2 separate regions of the Homo sapiens genome follow, and region 1 is linked to region 2. The links are chromatin loops, found by intact Hi-C in ENCODE. Cell type or tissue: Caco-2. All regions are shown on one strand. Each heading gives the region's core, and the rest is flanking DNA. Links, peaks and the distances in the headings are about the cores only.

Evidence for each region. Peaks named below come from ENCODE experiments on the same cell type or tissue, not always from the same donor. Only the 100,000 strongest peaks of a DNase experiment are listed, where the experiment ranks them.
Region 1: it touches region 2 in a loop (5-fold over the local background); 1 of 110 quality-filtered maps calls a loop at or near these places.

Annotation. Positions count from the first base shown.
Region 1 is chr10:112,382,232-112,385,150 of GRCh38, reverse strand. All of the region lies in intron 1 of ACSL5 (acyl-CoA synthetase long chain family member 5), which reads right to left. Among named protein-coding and RNA genes, the nearest start is that of ACSL5, 9.6 kb to the right of the region's middle. In Caco-2, for the core only: no CTCF peak of the experiment used is centred there; DNase peaks (open chromatin) are centred at 1,690 and 2,460.
Region 2 is chr10:112,259,923-112,262,841 of GRCh38, reverse strand. No RefSeq gene overlaps it. Among named protein-coding and RNA genes, the nearest start is that of TECTB, 22 kb to the left of the region's middle. In Caco-2, for the core only: no CTCF peak of the experiment used is centred there; a DNase peak (open chromatin) is centred at 1,331.

The DNA.
Region 1 (2,919 bases), core at 301-2,800, 120 kb before region 2:
GAACCATGGCTGGCACGCAGGTTCATGTATTAACTATTATATTTATCACCTTTAAAGCTGTAGAATTGTTTCTAATCCAAAAGCCTAGGAAAGCCTTCCTTGATAGGAGAAGAATGAAACAAATTACAGTACTTCCACACAATGGAATTCTGGGCAGGTATTTTAAAAAAGAAAGTCGATCTGTAGGTAATGATATGAAAAGAGCTCATGATGTACTGCCAGGGAGAAAGAAAAAAATATTTGGACAGTGTGTACATTATCTTCTCAATTACAATGAATTATATACGCATTTGTGTTTCTGAAAAGACAATCCTCATAGAAAAAGAGAGATGGAGGTCGGGTGCAGTGTCTCACACCTATAATCCCAGTACTTTGGAAGGCTGAGGTGGATATATTGCTTGAGCCCAGGAGTTTGAGACCAGGAGTTTGAGTCTGGGGAACACGGTGAGGACCTGTCTCTACAAAAAATACAAAAATTAGCCTCGCTTGGCGGTGCATGCCGGTAGTCCCCACTACCTGGGAGCCTGAGGTGGGAGGATCGCTTGAGCCAGGGAGGTCAAGGCTGCAGTGAGCTGTAATTGTGCTACTGCGCTCCAGCCAGGGCAACAGAGCAAGACTCTGTCTCAAAAACAAAACAACAAAACAAAACAAAACAAAAAAACAAGAAAAAGACAGATGGAAGAGGAGAAATCATGACTGGATTTCTTGAAAGTCTTGTCTACTCCATCATTCAGCCAAAAGCTATTGAAGGGCTTGGCTGTATATGTTGCATTGTTCCAGGTGCTGGGGATATAGCAGGGAAAACCCTGCCCTCGTGAGATTGCATTATATTGGGGAGTTTGACAACAAGCCTGAGCAATAACTAGGTTACTTAGGACTACGGAACAACAAAAACAACAAGAGTAGGGAAAGAGAACTGGGGGTACAGCAGGGGGATGAGATTTTTGTTTTTTGTTTTTTTTTCTGAGACAGAGTCTTGCTCTGTTGCCCAGGCTGGAATGCAGTGGTGTGATCTCGGCTCACTGCAACCTCTGCCTCCTGGGTTCAAGCGATTCTCATGCCTCAGCCTCCCAAGTAGCTGGGATTACAGGTGTGTGCCTGGCTAATTTTTGTATTTTTAGTAGAGACAGGATTTCGCCATGTTGTCCAGGCTGGTCTTGAGCTCCTGGTCTCAAGTGATCCACCTGCCTCAAGCCTCCCAAAGTGCTGGGATTACAGGCATGAACCACCGCGCCTGGTGGATGAGTTTTAATTAGGGAGGCGTAGCGTAGTCTCAGTGGGAAGGTAACACTTGATGTGTACTGTTTAATCTGAAATATGCACACTTACAAAAAAAAAGAATAAAATGAACAGCTCCATATAATCCCACCTCCAACACAGGCAGCTAATTTAGAAAGTTCTACCACCTTGGTTGGTGGCATTTCATGTGAATGCACCTAAGTGTACACCTCAGCTTTGTTTCTACAAGTGTGGCTCTCCCGCTACCAAAACTACATTTGACACACAGCCTCTTCCAAGCCCTCATGTTGTGTAAAATGCTTCTCAGCCACTGAGTAATCCAGCTGGACAGCAGCTCTGTGGGTGGAAACCTTTTTCATCCATTTCTCTAACCGATAAGAAACCAGAGCAAAGGTGAAGGCTGAGTCACAGGGCCGAGGGGCCCTGAAACTGTGTCTTTCAATATTCATTCCAAGTAGCTAAGAAGGAAGGATGGCCTGAGATCCTGACCTACAGCCTGCTGATAACTTCCCAGCCATTCACCAGTTGCTCAAGCCATTGTCTTATAATAGCCATGGCCCCAGGCAGATGGGAAGGGCCTTATTTTATTTATTTATATATTTATTTTGGGACAGAGTCTCGCTTTGTTGCTCAGGCTGGAATGCAGTGGCGCTATCGCAGCCCCATCCTAACATGCTCAGCTCACTGCAGTGTTAACTTCCCAGGCTTAAGTGATCCTCCCACCTCAGCCTTACAAGTATCTGAGACTACAGGTGTGCACAACCACACTCGGCTTTTGTTTTTTGTTTTTTGTTTTTAAGTTTTTTGTAGAGATGGGGTCTCCCTAAGTTGCCCAGCCTGGGCTTGAACTCCTGGGCTGAAGCGATCCACCTGCCTCAGCCTCCTAAAGTTCTGGGATTACAGGCATGAGCCATGGCACCCAGTGGGGAAGGTCCTTCTTATCATCTCCGCCGAGAGGTGGTGGACAGAGCAGGGAGACAGCATTACCAAAGGGAGCCCTGTTAAAACACCAGGTGGTAGCTAAGTAGTAGTTTCCACACCATGGAAAGATTCAATTCGATTGCTTACGTAATTTTTTAAAAGATAAGTGATAATAACCTCTCATATCTCTCTTCCAAGCCCAATTGCTAGACAGCATCTAACAGTCCCAATGTGTAAGACAGCTGGCAGAGAAAGGGTTAAGAGTCTAGGCTTCAGACAGGTGTCCTGGGCCACAGGCAAGCATACCATAAATAAATCATTAGGGCGTTCGATGCAGCTCCACTGGTAAAATCTTTGCTGCTGAATTGCACAGGAAAAGCTACAGGAGCCAGAGCTCAGAAGAGATAGAAGAGGTGGAGCAGAATAAGCCCTTTCCTCGGGTTTGGGTCCCAGTGAGGCTTCCTGGGACTCATGGATCTGTGTGTCAATAGGCCTCCCAGTGCTGTGAGCACTCATGCACATAGTGACCATCCTCACCTGTGGATTCCACTGCACCTAGCATGGCACCTGAGACACAGTGGGAAGCTGCTGTTACCAAGCCACCTTCACCTTTTACTCACCATTGGCACAATTTGAGAGAAAGGCAACTAGCGAGGAGAGTCTGCTGAAGGAAAGTTTGCAGTGTTCAATCCCACAAGGAACAGAACATGCTTCTATGCACACAGCAGGACAGGGTCGGCGGAGTCTTCCTCAGGAATG
Region 2 (2,919 bases), core at 144-2,643:
AAATTAGAAATCAGATGTAATACTGTGTGCATGCGGATGCTTAACAGGTTAAGGTTTGTTCATTATTACCCCTTAAGGGAAAAATATGTTAGGGACCAGGCCAATGTTAACTCCTCCAACTTGGCGCATGTCGACCCAACATTTTCAGATAGTGACTCATCCCTTCAAACCCATTTCACTCTGCAGCTTTGGGAAGGAGGAAGGAGCTATGCACTGGAAAACCTAATTTTGAGTGCCCAACTCGTCACTTACCAGCTTGTGATAACCCTCAGCAACATGTGTTCCTCAATTTCCTCATCTGTAGCATGGAATACGATAGCTATTTAATAGGGCTGTTGTGAAGATTAAATGAGAGAATATATGTTGCAAAAAATAAAGCCATTGGGAATGATCCACAAAATGCCTGTTGACATCATGATGATCTGACCAAGCCCTGGTGGAATTGTATGGACCAAGGCAACGCAGTTGCGCTGTCATTTCTGAAGATGAAGATGGCAAGTGTGATCAGATGGAGGCTGGGCTAATGGTTTCATGCATTCTCTCTTTTCCTAGGCTCATCAGAATAGAACCCTGAAAAGGACGTGAAAGGGACAAAATGAATATTTACCAGGAGCCTGCTATATGCCGGCACTGAGACAGATGGTTTGTACACATTAGTGCATTTCATACTCATAGAGCCCCAACAGATCTTTATGCCTGTTCCAGTTTAGGGATGGAATAAGCTCAGGAGATCCTCTTAAGAACCTCATAATTAGAATTGCCCTGCGATATGACAGAAGGTAGTTTTATGCGGGGGAAAGAAATGAAGAAAAACGACAGGGTTCACATGGAGGAATTGAGGAAATGCAACCCTGGATGGTTCTAGCATCCTCTTTGCAGAGACTTAGCATTTCATGGAACACTAATGTTTCAGAGCAAGAAAAGTGGGTATATGGAGATGATCTAGATTGAATTCTTTTTTTAAAAAATGAGGAAATTGCGGCTCAGATAGTAAGGGACTCACCCATACTCACAGATATGAAGTGAAGAAGGCTAGATTAGAAGTTAGCTCCCTGACTTCTTAGTCCAGCCCTGTTCTATTGCACCATTATTTCATGCTTCTGTGTGTGCCTGTTGGTCTGACTAGGGAAAGGAAATTTGAAGAGGAAAATCACTTTTGGGTTTATTGCTCAAGTGAGAGGCCAGGGGTCATTGAAAACATTAGACTTTCAGCATCGCTGGAATGATTGTCGGTAACACTTGATGGATTCCTTTGATGTCCAGGACTCCCCTTTCTGGGTCTTAGGGAAGCAAGGTCACAAGGCTTTGGAAACTTTGATGTTCACGTGAGCAATTAATGCTTTGCTGCAACTGAACTTTGCCACTTGAACATTATTAGTTTTGAAAGAAGCTGCCTGGCCTCAGAGTTCAAGTTAAACTTGCAACTGGAGCTATGTCCTAAGAGTCAAGCAAGAGGAGTAAAGCGCAGTGGCTGTGGCATGAGACATGAATGATTCAGCACATATTTATCAAGTGCCTGCTCTTTCTCTGTGCAGGGCTCTGTTGAAGACCTTCCTAACTGAGGGAGGTGGACCACAACAAATAAGTGAAATACATAGTGGTGAAAAGAACTATGGGGAAAAGCAAAGCAAGAGAAGGAGAAAGGAAGTTCTAGGAGTGGAGAGTGGGGTTCAGGGTAGGCCTCGCTGAGAAGGGGAGACATATATATGTATATATATAAAACTGTGGTAAGAACAGGTAACATGAGATCTATCCCATCAACAAAAATCTAAGTTAACTACACACACAAGGTTGTGCAGCCGACCTCCAGAGCTTCCTCATTTTGTATAACCAAAACTTTATGCCTGTTGAATAGTAACTCCCCATTGCTCCTCCTCCGGCCCCTGACATCTACCATTCTACTCTCTGTTTCTATGAGTTTGACACGTTTAGATACATTATATAAGGGAAATCATGTAGTGTTTGTCCTGTATCTGGCTTATTTCACTTAGCATAATGTCCTCCAGTTCGTCCATGTTTTGGCATATGGCAGGATTTCCTTCTTTTTATGGCTTCATAATATTCCATTATGTGTGTATAACCACACTTGCTTTATTCATTCATCCATTGATAGACATTTAGGTTGTTTCCTTATTTTGGCTATGGTGAATAATGCTACAATAAACACAGAAGTGGAGATTTATTTTCGACATACTGATTTCATTTCCTTTGATATATACCCAGTAGTGGGATTGCTGGATAATATGGTAGTTCTATTTTTAATTTTTCAAGGAACCGCCATACTGTTTTCCATAGCCGCTATACCATTTTCCATTCCCACCAACAGTGTACAAAGGTTCCCATTTCTCCATATCCTCACCACAACTTATCTTTTGTTTTTAAAGAACAGCCAAATAGGTGTGAGGTGATATCTCATTGTCATTTTGATTTACATTTACCTGATGCTTAGCAATGTCGAACTTCTTTTTATATACCTGTTGGCCATTTGTGTGTTGTCTTTGAAGAAATGTCTATTCAAGTCCTTTGGCCATTTTTAAGTTGGGTTATTTGAAGTTTTGCCGTTGTGTTTTAGGAGGTAAAGGAGACGTTTGAACAAAGACTTGAAGGAGGATTAGAGAGTACAAAGCCACACCAATGACTGGGGAGGAGTTCTTCCAGGCAGCGATAACAAGAAGCAAAAAGTATTAGAGACAGGAGCCTGTATGGGGAGATGGAAGAGTAGCAAGGAGGCCAGTATGGCTGGACTGTGAGTTAGGAAAAGTCATAAGACATGAGGTCAGCATGGTACCAGGGACCAGAGCTGAGGTGGAGAAGTAGTCTGATATGGGGTATATTTTGAATGTGATATCACAACAAATCATCCAATACATCTTTAGTTAACAAATATGCAATGTGTGCTTTCTACATTCAAGGCAAATA